Linked DNA regions of Homo sapiens: region 1 is linked to region 2. Evidence: read pairs that join two places in POLR2A ChIA-PET (ENCODE). Cell type or tissue: CD4-positive, alpha-beta T cell. All regions are shown on one strand. Each heading gives the region's core, and the rest is flanking DNA. Links, peaks and the distances in the headings are about the cores only. Region 1 overlaps GP5 (glycoprotein V platelet). Region 2 holds the start of TMEM44-AS1 (TMEM44 antisense RNA 1).

Region 1 (7,161 bases), core at 1-2,500, 190 kb after region 2:
CTGGAGCAGTTGTTTTTGGACCACAATGCGCTAAGGGGCATTGACCAAAACATGTTTCAGAAACTGGTTAACCTGCAGGAGCTCGCTCTGAACCAGAATCAGCTCGATTTCCTTCCTGCCAGTCTCTTCACGAATCTGGAGAACCTGAAGTTGTTGGATTTATCGGGAAACAACCTGACCCACCTGCCCAAGGGGTTGCTTGGAGCACAGGCTAAGCTCGAGAGACTTCTGCTCCACTCGAACCGCCTTGTGTCTCTGGATTCGGGGCTGTTGAACAGCCTGGGCGCCCTGACGGAGCTGCAGTTCCACCGAAATCACATCCGTTCCATCGCACCCGGGGCCTTCGACCGGCTCCCAAACCTCAGTTCTTTGACGCTTTCGAGAAACCACCTTGCGTTTCTCCCCTCTGCGCTCTTTCTTCATTCGCACAATCTGACTCTGTTGACTCTGTTCGAGAACCCGCTGGCAGAGCTCCCGGGGGTGCTCTTCGGGGAGATGGGGGGCCTGCAGGAGCTGTGGCTGAACCGCACCCAGCTGCGCACCCTGCCCGCCGCCGCCTTCCGCAACCTGAGCCGCCTGCGGTACTTAGGGGTGACTCTGAGCCCGCGGCTGAGCGCGCTTCCGCAGGGCGCCTTCCAGGGCCTTGGCGAGCTCCAGGTGCTCGCCCTGCACTCCAACGGCCTGACCGCCCTCCCCGACGGCTTGCTGCGCGGCCTCGGCAAGCTGCGCCAGGTGTCCCTGCGCCGCAACAGGCTGCGCGCCCTGCCCCGTGCCCTCTTCCGCAATCTCAGCAGCCTGGAGAGCGTCCAGCTCGACCACAACCAGCTGGAGACCCTGCCTGGCGACGTGTTTGGGGCTCTGCCCCGGCTGACGGAGGTCCTGTTGGGGCACAACTCCTGGCGCTGCGACTGTGGCCTGGGGCCCTTCCTGGGGTGGCTGCGGCAGCACCTAGGCCTCGTGGGCGGGGAAGAGCCCCCACGGTGCGCAGGCCCTGGGGCGCACGCCGGCCTGCCGCTCTGGGCCCTGCCGGGGGGTGACGCGGAGTGCCCGGGCCCCCGGGGCCCGCCTCCCCGCCCCGCTGCGGACAGCTCCTCGGAAGCCCCTGTCCACCCAGCCTTGGCTCCCAACAGCTCAGAACCCTGGGTGTGGGCCCAGCCGGTGACCACGGGCAAAGGTCAAGATCATAGTCCGTTCTGGGGGTTTTATTTTCTGCTTTTAGCTGTTCAGGCCATGATCACCGTGATCATCGTGTTTGCTATGATTAAAATTGGCCAACTCTTTCGAAAATTAATCAGAGAGAGAGCCCTTGGGTAAACCAATGGGAAAATCTTCTAATTACTTAGAACCTGACCAGATGTGGCTCGGAGGGGAATCCAGACCCGCTGCTGTCTTGCTCTCCCTCCCCTCCCCACTCCTCCTCTCTTCTTCCTCTTCTCTCTCACTGCCACGCCTTCCTTTCCCTCCTCCTCCCCCTCTCCGCTCTGTGCTCTTCATTCTCACAGGCCCGCAACCCCTCCTCTCTGTGTCCCCCGCCCGTTCCTGGAAACTGAGCTTGACGTTTGTAAACTGTGGTTGCCTGCCTTCCCCAGCTCCCACGCGGGTGTGCGCTGACACTGCCGGGGGCGCTGGACTGTGTTGGACCCATCCGTGCTCCGCTGTGCCTGGCTTGGCGTCTGGTGGAGAGAGGGGCCTCTTCAGTGTCTACTGAGTAAGGGGACAGCTCCAGGCCGGGGCCTGTCTCCTGCACAGAGTAAGCCGGTAAATGTTTGTGAAATCAATGCGTGGATAAAGGAACACATGCCATCCAAGTGATGATGGCTTTTCCTGGAGGGAAAGGATAGGCTGTTGCTCTATCTAATTTTTTGTTTTTGTTTTTGGACAGTCTAGCTCTGTGGCCCAGGCTGGCGTGCAGTGGGCCGTCTCAGTTCACTGCAGCCTCCGCCTCCCAGGTTCAAGTGATTCTCATGCCTCAGCGTTCTGAGTAGCTGGGATTAGAGGCGTGTGCCACTACACCCGGCTAATTTTTGTACTTTTTAAAGTAGAGACGGGGCTTTGCCATATTGGCCTGGCTGATCTCAAACTCCTGGTCTTGAACTCCTGGCCACAAGTGATCTGCCCGCCTTGGCCTCCCAAAGTGCTGGGATTACAGGCGTAAGCCACTACACCTGGCCCTCTTCATCGAATTTTATTTGAGAAGTAGAGCTCTTGCCATTTTTTCCCTTGCTCCATTTTTCTCACTTTATGTCTCTCTGACCTATGGGCTACTTGGGAGAGCACTGGACTCCATTCATGCATGAGCATTTTCAGGATAAGCGACTTCTGTGAGGCTGAGAGAGGAAGAAAACACGGAGCCTTCCCTCCAGGTGCCCAGTGTAGGTCCAGCGTGTTTCCTGAGCCTCCTGTGAGTTTCCACTTGCTTTACATCCATGCAACATGTCATTTTGAAACTGGATTGATTTGCATTTCCTGGAACTCTGCCACCTCATTTCACAAGCATTTATGGAGCAGTTAACATGTGACTGGTATTCATGAATATAATGATAAGCTTGATTCTAGTTCAGCTGCTGTCACAGTCTCATTTGTTCTTCCAACTGAAAGCCGTAAAACCTTTGTTGCTTTAATTGAATGTCTGTGCTTATGAGAGGCAGTGGTTAAAACAGGGGCTGGCGAGTTGACAACTGTGGGTTCAAATCCCAGCTCTACCACTTACTAACTGCATGGGACTTTGGGTAAGACACCTGCTTACATTCTCTAAGCCTTGGTTTCCTGAACCTTAAAACAGGATAACATAGTACCTGCTTCGTAGAGTTTTTGTGAGAATTAAAGGCAATAAAGCATATAATGACTTAGCCCAGCGGCCTGCAGGCAATACATGTTAATGAATGTTAGCTATTATTACTAAAGGATGAGCAATTATTATTGGCATCATGATTTCTAAAGAAGAGCTTTGAGTTGGTATTTTTCTCTGTGTATAAGGGTAAGTCCGAACTTTCTCAGACTGGAGGTTACATTCACATCAGTCTGTCTTCCCCTGCGGATGGCCTCAGCCCTGGGTGGCCAGACTCTGTGCTCACAATCCAGAGCAATGGATCCTCCAACACCACCAGGTGGATGTGGAGCAGGAGAGCTGGATCGTGGCATTTGTTTCTGGGTTCTGCAGCTGTGGGAGTTGGTTTCTGGGTTCTCCATTGGTCTACTTGTCTAGTCCCATACCAGACTCACGGTCTCCATTATTGGAGCTTTAATAATTTTTGGTATAGGGTCATCTCTCCACCTTGTTTTTCTTCTATTCTTGGTTCTTTGCAATTCTATGAATATTTCAGGGTCAGCATGTCAACTCCATTGAAAAACCCTGCTGGGATTTTAATAGAACTTACAGCTCACGCCTGTAATCTCAGCACTTTGGGAGGCTGAGGTGGGTGGATCACAAGGTCAGGAGTTTGAGACCAGCCTGGCCAAGATGGTAAAACCCCGTCTCTACTAAAAATACAAAAATTAGCTGGGTGCGGTGGCAGGTGCCTGTAATCCCAGCTACTTGGGACACTGAGGCAGGAGAATCACTTGAACCCGGGAGGCGGAGGTTGCAGTGAGCCGAGATCGTGCCACTGCACTCTAGCCTGGGCGACAGAGCGAGACTCCATCTCAAAAAAAAAAAAAAAAAATTGCAGTAAATTTAAAACTAATTTGGGGAAGAATCTGTATTTTTTACAATACCTAGTGTTCTTGCCAGTAAGCATGGTTCATCTTCCCATTTATTTACGTCATTTTAAATCTTTCAGTGATGTTTTAGAATTTTTTTTATAAAAACCTTCACTATAAGAACAGAAAACCAAACACCGCATGTTCTCACTCATAGGTGGGAATTGAACAATGAGAACACTTGGACACAGGGCGGGGAACGTCACACGCCTGGACTGTCGGGGGGTGGGGGGCTGGGAGAGGGATAGTGTTAGGAGAAATACCTAATGTAAATGACGAGTTAATGGGTGCAGCCAACCAACCTGGCACATGTATTCATATGTAACAAACCTGCACGTTGTGCACATGTACCCTAGAACTTAAAGTATATAAAAAAAAGAAACCTTGCACTGATTTTGTTAGATTTATTCCTAGGTATCCTTCCTCTTTTTTGATTTGTCATTGCTATTGTAGATGGCATCTTTTTAAAAAGTTATATTTTCTAAAGAAAAAAATAAAAAAAGTTGTATTTTCTAATTTTTATTACCAATATATAAGAATGTAATTTATTTTTACATAATTATCTTATGTCTAGTAATAATTCTGATAATTTGCTTCTTCCTATTAAAACCTTACACCCATTATTGATTTATTTTTCTGTTTTAAAATATCTTCCTGCACTGGCTAAAACCTCCACTATAATGTTGAGCAGAACAGTGAGCATCCTTAGAACTATCTTGGTTGCAAAGGGTAGGTCTCTAATGTTTCATCAATAAATGTGATGTTTCTAGTCTGAGTTTGCTAAGTATATTTTAAAATAATCAGTAAAGTTAGATTTTATCCATTTTTATCTTAACTATTGAGATGCTCATATCATTTTTCTTCTTCAATGTGTTAAAATGGTGAATAAATTTATAGATTTTGGAAAAGTAAATTCATTCTTGCATTCCCGAAGTAAACCAAGCCATGCTATGTGTATTTAAAATATATTGCTGAATTCAGCTTGCTGTTTTGTTTAGAACTTTTACTATCTGTTCATTAGTGAGATTTGCTTATACATTGAAAATAATATCCTTGACTGGTTTTGGTATCAGGTTATACAGCCTCATAAAGTGGGTGGGGACGTTCTCTCTGGAATGGTTCGTAAAAACTGGGATCATCTTTTCCTTGAACGTGTTGTAGAATCCCCTGGAAAACCTTCGTGGCCTGGTTTTATTGTATGTGTGTATTCGGTATTTATTGTTGCATAACCAGTACCCCAGATCTTGGTGGTTTAAAACAATAAAATACATTACGTCACAGTTTCTGAGGGTCAAGAATTTGGGAGTAGTTTAGTTGAGTGGCTGTGGCTCAGGGTCTGTCATGAGGTTGCCATCAAAATCTTGGCTGGGGCTCTAATCATCATGACTGCGGCTGGAGGATTTGCTTCCGACATATCCCGCTCACGCTGTTGGCAGTTCCCTGGTGGCTCACGGCAGGCAGCCTTGGGTCCTTGCCATATGGACCCCTTGAGTGTCCTCATGACATGGCAGCTGGCTTCCCCCTTTCGTTCTTCAAAGAATTGTGGGGTTTTTGGCTTTTTTTTTTATAAGATCTAAAAAAGAAAAAATTAACATTGATCTATATGTTGCTTGAGCTAGAAGGCATAGGAAAACAGACAACATATATCCATGAAATTTCTCCCAAATATGAGGTAAAAAGATGAAATCTTTAGATAAGTTGTAAGTCTGTACAAAGAAGCTAGATTTACTACTCTCTAAAAGGTGAAGGGACCTGCTATATAAAACACAGAAATAATTTAATGCTTTTCGTAAGAATATAACCTGAGCTTTGCTGAAGCTTCATATTCCCTGAGGATGTCTAAAATGCCAGTCCAGGCCAGGCATAGTGGCTCACGCTTGTAATCCCAGAACTTTGGGAGGCCAAGGCGGGTGGATTGCTTGAACCCAGGAGTTTGAGACCAGCCTGCGCAACATAGCCATATCCCCAGCTCTACAAAAAATACAAAGTTAGCTGGGCATGGTGGTGCGCTCCTGTAGTCCCAGCTACTTGGGAGGCTGAGGCAGGAGGATTGTTTGAGTTCGGGATGTTGAGGCTGCAGTGAGCCGTGATCATGCCACTGCACACCAACCTGGGTGACAGAGTGAGACTCCATCTCTTAATAAATTAAAAAATAAAATAAGATTTGATTTAAAAACTTTTAATAGTTTAATTTACTGATATTATACATTTCTGCTCATATGTTAGATTGAATTGTATTACATTTTTTATGTTCAACCATTTTTGACCTAAAAAACAAGTTTCTTGGGAAGCCGAGGCAGGCGGATCACTCAGAAGTTCAAGACCAGCCTGGCCAGCATAGTGAAACCCTGTCTCTACTAAAAATAAAAAAAATGAGCTGGGCATGGTGGTGCACGCCTGTAGTCCCAGCTACTCGGGAGGCTGGGGCAGGAGAATTGCTTGAACCCAGGAGGTGGAGGTTGCAGTGAGCCGACACCACGCCACTGCACTCCAGCCTGGGCGACAGAGCGAGACTGTGTCTCAAAAACAACAACAACAACAAAAAACAAGTTTCATGTGATTTAACTTAAAAGTTCTGGCACTATATGTAGTTCTTCCAGTGATTACATTTGTAACTTTAAAGTTCACCTTTTTCTTGTTCCAGCAACTGCAGACGGTCTCTATGAATGCCTTGTTCTGTGCACTGACATCTATATTCCTATTTGTCCCATGCTCATCTATCTCTTCCACCTCCCAGTTTCAGTCAAGACTGATCACTTTTGTATTCTCTTATAGCTAAAATTTTGGTGACTGTGGAAAAACTTGAAAATGAATAAAAAAGACTTCATATGTTTTCTTTGTAAATATTATTTACTATAGTGCCAAATAGTCCACTGTCATTACGTTTCCTTTCTAGCACTTCCTTCATTTTTCTAGCATTTCTAGAAACCACTCTGGCCGCCTATCCGGCTGTTTCCTAGAACTGATCTTCAGCTTTCCTTGGTTGCTTCCACAATTTCCCAAATTCCATGTCTTCTTTCTTTTCTACTCCCTCATTTTACAACTACTTAGGAAAAGGGATCCAAAGGATATCCCCTTTCCTGAGTCCTTGCCAGCAAATTTCTATATTCTTTATTCTCTCATACTTGATGGCTAGTTTAGCTGGGAAGAGAATTCTAAATTCAAATGATCATCTTGCACCAAGGGTGCTGGTGGGAATTTGTTGTCATTGTTAACAGGGGACCTCTCTTTTTCTTGGCAGCCATCCTTAGGATCTTCTCTATGTCCTCTGTTCTGATTTTGATTTGATGTTTGCCATACATTGTTCTTTATTTCATTCACACAAAGGGGCATTTGCAGGGTCCTCTGGAGACTCATGTCTTTTAACTTTTGTGAGATTCTGTTATACTTTTTTGGATAATTCCTTTGTCCTCTCCTTTCATCTGTTTTTGCTTTTTCTATTCTTCATCTTTTTAGTCTCTT
Region 2 (5,985 bases), core at 1-2,500:
TGAAGACACATTCATATTATGTTTCTTTCAAAGGGGTATGAGCTCCTAGAATAAGAAGAGGCACTGGGCCAAGGAGCATGGCTGGGCTCCAGTTCCCAGGTCTGATTCAGTGTGATCTTTGTCATTTCCTTTTCTATGTCACAGTTTCCTCATCTGTAAACTGAAAGTTGGGCCTGATTTTTTTCATTTTTTCTCTTTTATGCATGTGCCAATTTGTTTCCCACAGAATACTGACATCTTTATAAGCTCTCAAGAAAGACATTATAAAAACAAATTTCAGATATACTTTGAACATAGGCTTCATTATACGACATATACCTCTTTCTGTTTGGATTTTACTGTCCACTTAATATAAAAACCTGTATTAATCACTAAGGAAAAGGATAGAGGAGACTTAGAAATATCTCCAGAATAATTTTGCAACAATTCCAAGATTCTCTGCACTTCTTTTTCTGTCCCTTAATTGGCCTCCTCCACATTTTCCAACTATGGAGGTATTGCTCTACTCTCTTCGACTTTACATTGTTTTAGAATGCTTTTGCAAGGAGACTCTGCCTTGAATGAACCCAAGATATGGTGCAATGTTGAGGAAGATCTCCAAGTTTACACATGCCTGTACGATGGCCCAAAGGTCATCATCAGGTGAAAGGGACGACCTTAGAGATGAAAGAAGTTCAAGGAATGGTGCTACATTAAATGACTTAGCATTAGAAAGCATCTACTTTGCTTTTTCTTTCACCAACCCTGAAAGCCAAATAAGGCACTGGGCATTCAGGCCTTCTTTTGAGCAGAACACGTGATTACGCAGTTATTCTTCAAGAGCCTCTGTTAATCTGTCGCTTGGAGAACTCTGCATACTGTCCCAAATCCGTCTGAATTTTCCATCGGCTGCCAGTGTTCGTAGCAGAGGCCTCGGGTCTTCTCGTCCTCTCCTCAGGGTCTGGCAGCTGTCACTACCGTGGACTTCGGTCCAGTCCCCAGAGTCGGGGGCGCTGCCTTTCCCATTTCAGTTGCCAGGGGGTTCATCCACGATCGTGCCAGAGGGGCAGCGCGTGGTCTCCTCGAACTACGGGGGAGAGAGGAACCACTGTTGGCACGGGCCGGACTGAACGCCGGCTCCCACTGCCTACCTCCTCGGAGCTGCATCCGCCGACATCTTGCGCCCTACTCCCAGCACCAGCAGGGCACTTCCGGGAAGAACGGAATTGCGGTTCCGCGCGTGCGCACTCCGCAGCCACCGCCTCCCGCGAGGAGCGAGAGTCCCGCGGCCCCGCCCCGCCGCCGCAGCCGCCGCCGCAGCCGAAGGCCGGCGTTTCTGACCTCAGCCAGCGGCGACGCAGCCGGGAAAGAACTGTCGAGGGCGTCTCCGTAGTTCAGTTTTGGTTTGTTTATTTGAGACGGAGTCTCTGTCGCCCAGGCTGGAATGCAGTGGCGCGGTCTCTGCTGACTGCAGCCTCCGCCTGCCGAATTCAAGCGATTCTTCTGCGACTGAATAGCTGGGACTACAGGGGCGCGCCACGACGCCCGGCTAATTTTTGTATTTTTAGTGGAGACGGAGTTTCACCATGTTGGTCAGGCTGGTCTCGAACTCCTGACCTCGTGATCCGCCCGCCTCGGCCTCCCAAAGTGCTGGGATTACAGGCGTGAGCCACCACGCCTGGCCCACCCCACTCGGTTTTTAAGGAGATAATTACAAGGTTATTTTACGGTTCATAGTGTGTTTCAGACCTCCCAGAAGCCTAACGGTGTATTATAAACCATTCTTTTCTTTGTTTTTAAATGCATTAAAAACCTTTTTTGAGATAAAAATAGTGCAAGTACATGGTTTAAAAAAAGAAAATCAGATTGCACCAAAAGGTTTATGATGAAAAACAATAATGTTCTGTCCCTTTGCCTCCAAGAGACTCCTTTTTAAAATCTTTTGGGCTGGGCGCGGTGGCTCACGCCTGTAATCCCAACACTTTGGGAGGGTGAGGCGGGCGGATCATCTGAGGTCAGGAGTTTGAGATCAGTCTGGCCAACATGGTGAAACCCCGTCCCTACCAAAAATACAAAAAGTAGCCGGGCGTGGTGGTGGGCGCCTGTAGTCTCAGCTACTTGGGAGGCTGAGGCAGGAGAATCGTTTGAACCGGCGAGGCAGAGGCTGCAGTGAGCTGAGACCGCGCCACTGCACTCCAGCCTAGGCAACAGGAGCAAAATTCTGTCTCAAAAAAAAAAAAAACTTTTATACCTTCTAGTAGTTGTCTCCATTAGGTTTGATTTGGAACATGCTTTCCAGCTACAGGGTTCTTAAGATCATACTTGCTTTTCCTGAGCTGCATCATCTTCAGCTTCCATTATACAGGCTGACGAGGCTCAGTAGCACGGCAGGGCCACTGGCGTATTGAGAAATGGATGGTCACCGTCTTCGCATCCGAGGGTTGTGTGGCGTGCCTCGCGCCAGGAACTCCTTGGCCACTCCGCAGTTTCCTAGCTAGAACCCGGCTTCTGAGCCCAGCACGCTCCAACAGCAGCCTGCCGCGGTCCACGCCTCTGCTCCGGACTTGACCTTTCCCTTCCGGCCTTCCTCCTACAGGTGTCTTGGCACCTGGAATCTCCAGAGGAAATCTGAGGGATTCTCTAAACCCACAGCTGGAACAAGGGACGTCATACACGGCGGCCACCACCATCTTTCCCAAGGACAGCATGGCCATGGATGAAAAGGGCCATTTCATGGGCCTTACCTTCTGCTAGCCAGTATAGCCTAAAGCCCTGATACTCAAATGTAGACTCTTAGGCTCCACCCGGAGGATTCCCTAGGTCTGGGCAGGGCTTGGGAAGCTTAGCAGGCTCCTCAGGTGATTCTGCTACAGATGGTCCAGGACCAGTCTCTGAAAAACACTGTCCTCGGGAAATTGCTTTTATGTATTTACTTTTTCCATCTCTTCTTGGTATTTTGTTATCATTTTCAAATACAGAGACGGAGTCTCACTATGATGCCCAGGCTGGTTCCGAACTCCTGGGCTCCAGAGATCCTCCTGCCTTGGTCCCCCAAAGTACTGGGATTACAGGCACAAGCCACCACTCCAGCCGGGAAATTACTTTTAAAACAGATCTATTTGTATGAGATGTTCTCACAAAACTACTTAGAATAGCAAACAAACAAAAAAAAAGTGATAAAGCTCCCAAACCCCACTGTTGTGCAGAATTAAACATACTTTTTTTTTTTTTTTTTTGAGATGGAGTCTGTCTCTGTTGCCCAAGCTGGAATGCAGTGGTGCCATCTCAGCTCATTGCAACCTCTGCCTCCTGGGTTCAGGCGATTCTCCTGCCTCAGCTTCCCGAGTAGCTGGGACTACAGGCGCGTGCCACCATGACTGGCTACATTTTGTATTTTTAGTGGAGACGGGGTTCGCCATGTTGGCCAGGCTGGTCTTGAACTTCTGACCCCAAGTGATCCACCTTCCTCGGCCTCCCAAAGCGCTGGGACTACAGGCATGATCCACCACACCTGGCCCAAACATTATGCTTTAATGAAGAAATGACATTTTGCCATTAAACCTAAAATATCACAGAACCATGGATTGAAGAACAGACATGAATTACCTTGAAATCATCTACTGCAGTGCCTGAGTGGCTTTGCCTGTTCTCACAGCATGAATTCTCAGTTCACACACAGTAAAAAAAAAAAAAAAAAAATTATGAAAGATAATGTCAGCTAATAGGCCGGGTGCAGTGGCTCACCCCTGTAATCCCAGTACTTTGGGAGGCCAAGTGGGGGCAGATTACCTGAGGTCAGGAGTTCAAGACCAGCCTGGCCAACATGGTGAATACCCCGTCTCTACTAAAAATACAAAAATTAGACACACGCCTGTAATCCCAGCTACTCGGGAGGCTAAGGCAGGAGAATTGCTTGAATCCAGAAGGCGGAGGTTGCAGTGATCACTGCACTCCAGCCTGGGCAACAGAGCAAAACTCTGTCTCAAAAAAAAAACAAAACCATAATGTAAACTAGTAAAGGTAGAACACAAGAGAGCTTGAGCCACCATTCACAATTATAAGAAAAATTTTGATAGATCAGAAAAGTCTTAGAAGTCATTAGATTCTGTTGTAAAAAGATTATGTGGATTTTTGTAGTAGATGTTTCTTGACTGTGGAAATACTTAAATACATCTTAAGAGAACTGTTCTAGTTTAAAGGAGTCTGCAGTGGGGATGGGGTGGGAGAGCTATATGGGATTACTGGGACAATTGAGCAAATTTGAATATGTACAGTGTATTAGCTAACTTTATTGTTTCCTTTCTTAATAATATTATGGTTGCACAGGAGAACGCCCCTTTGGATATACATGCTGAACTACTTAGGAGTGAAGCACCGTGATTTGGCAACTGACTTTTATTTTTTATTTTTTATTTTTATTTTTTGAGACAGAGTCTCGCTCTCTCGCCCAGGCTGGAGTGCAGTGGCATGATCTCGGCTTACTGCAAGCTCCGCCTCCCGGGTTCACACCATTCTCCTGCCTCAGCCTCCTGAGTAGCTGGGACTACAGGCGCCTGCCACCATGCCTGGCTAATTTTTTTTTGTATTTTTAGTAGAGACGGGGTTTCACCATGGTCTCGATCTCCTGACCTCGTGATCCTCCCGCCTTGGCCTCCCAAAGTGCTGGGATTACAGGTGTGAGCCACCGCACCTGGCCCCAAGCAACTGACTTTTAAATATTTCAGCAGAAAAAAATTATAAATTTTTCAGGTAGTTGGAGAGAGACAAAGCAAACGGAAAAACGGGAACAATGGATTAATCTAGGCGAATAGCATAAACATGTTCGTTATTCTTTCATCTTTTCTGTAGGTTGGAAGTTTTTCAAAGCCAGCTGGGTGAGAAAGAACAGGAGTAAAGAAAGATTCTCGCCAGGCGTGGCTCACGCCTGTAATCCCAGCACTTTGGGAGGCCGAGGCAGGTGGATCACCTGAGGTCAGGAGTTCGAGACCAGCCTCACCAACATGGAGAAACCCTGTTTCTACTAAAAATACAAAATTAGCCGGGTGTGGTGGCACCTGCCTGTAATCCCAGCTACTCAGGAGGCTGAGGCAGGAGAATTGCTTGGAGCCAGGAGGCGGAGGTTGCGGTGAGCTGAGATGGCGCCATTGCACTCCAGCCTGGGCAACAAGAGCGAAACTCCATCTCAAAAACAAAAAAAGGCCGGGCACAGTGGCTCACGCCTATAATCCCTGCACTTTGGGAGGCTGAGGCGGGTGGATCACCTGAGGTCAGCAGTTCGAGACCAACCTGGCCAACGTGGTGAAACCCTGTCTACTAAAAATACAAAAATTAGCCAGGCGTGGTGGTGGGCACCTGTAATCCCAGCTACTCGGGAGGCTGAGGTAGGAGAATTTCTTGAACCCAGGAGTCAGAAGCTGCAGTGAGCTGAGATTGCACCACTGCACCCCAGCCTGGGCAACAGAGCGAGACTCCATCTCAAAAAAAAAAAAAAAAAAAAAAAGAAAGAGTCTCACAGTTGGCCCATCATGAGATGGGGTCTCCACGCATCTCCACCACTGTTGCCAGCAGAGGACCCTGAAATTCTAGGGCTTTGCAAGGAAAGAGCTGGTTATTAGAGACTGCTTTTCAAGCAGCTTCCCAAATGTGGCTGGATTCTGGGCCGACTAATTGTCGTGTGATGTCAGGCCACAAAGGGTGGATAAATTCCAGTTTGTCTGGTACTGAGAAAAAAATAGGCCCCATATCTTAGACAGCCCTGATAAGGTGCCTCCATGGATATGAGTAATGGTCAGACCCAGGGGATGACCCAGGACTAAGAAAGCTGGACAATGGAAAGTCTGGAGCACTGTGACAGGGAAATTCTTCCCCTGAATTGCCTTTTCCTATTGAGATAAGATAGTACACAATAAAGCGCCAGGCTCAGAAGTGCTGCTGCCAATCCCAGCCAGGGCAGCCAGCACTCGGCCCGAGCTGACGCACATCAGTGCCCGGGGCTGTCAGCACCTG

What was found. Peaks named below come from ENCODE experiments on the same cell type or tissue, not always from the same donor. Only the 100,000 strongest peaks of a DNase experiment are listed, where the experiment ranks them.
Region 1: POLR2A ChIA-PET joins it to region 2 with 10 read pairs; 9 of 35 experiments call an interaction of 5 or more read pairs at or near these places.

What each region holds. Positions count from the first base shown.
Region 1 is chr3:194,390,753-194,397,913 of GRCh38, reverse strand. It overlaps GP5 (glycoprotein V platelet), which reads left to right. Exons shown (of 2, transcript NM_004488.2): 2 at 1-3,093. The coding sequence ends at 1,314. Among named protein-coding and RNA genes, the nearest start is that of GP5, 4.9 kb to the left of the region's middle. RefSeq lists a silencer at 698-747. In CD4-positive, alpha-beta T cell, for the core only: no CTCF peak of the experiment used is centred there; DNase peaks (open chromatin) are centred at 753 and 1,493; H3K4me3 peaks cover 1,913 bases; H3K27ac peaks cover 286 bases; H3K27me3 peaks cover 644 bases.
Region 2 is chr3:194,579,207-194,585,191 of GRCh38, reverse strand. TMEM44-AS1 (TMEM44 antisense RNA 1) reads right to left here and starts at 924. Exons shown (of 3, transcript NR_047575.1): 1 at 744-924. RefSeq lists enhancers at 908-957, 993-1,658 and a silencer at 1,148-1,407. In CD4-positive, alpha-beta T cell, for the core only: no CTCF peak of the experiment used is centred there; DNase peaks (open chromatin) are centred at 101 and 1,231; H3K4me3 peaks cover 1,387 bases; H3K27ac peaks cover 1,237 bases.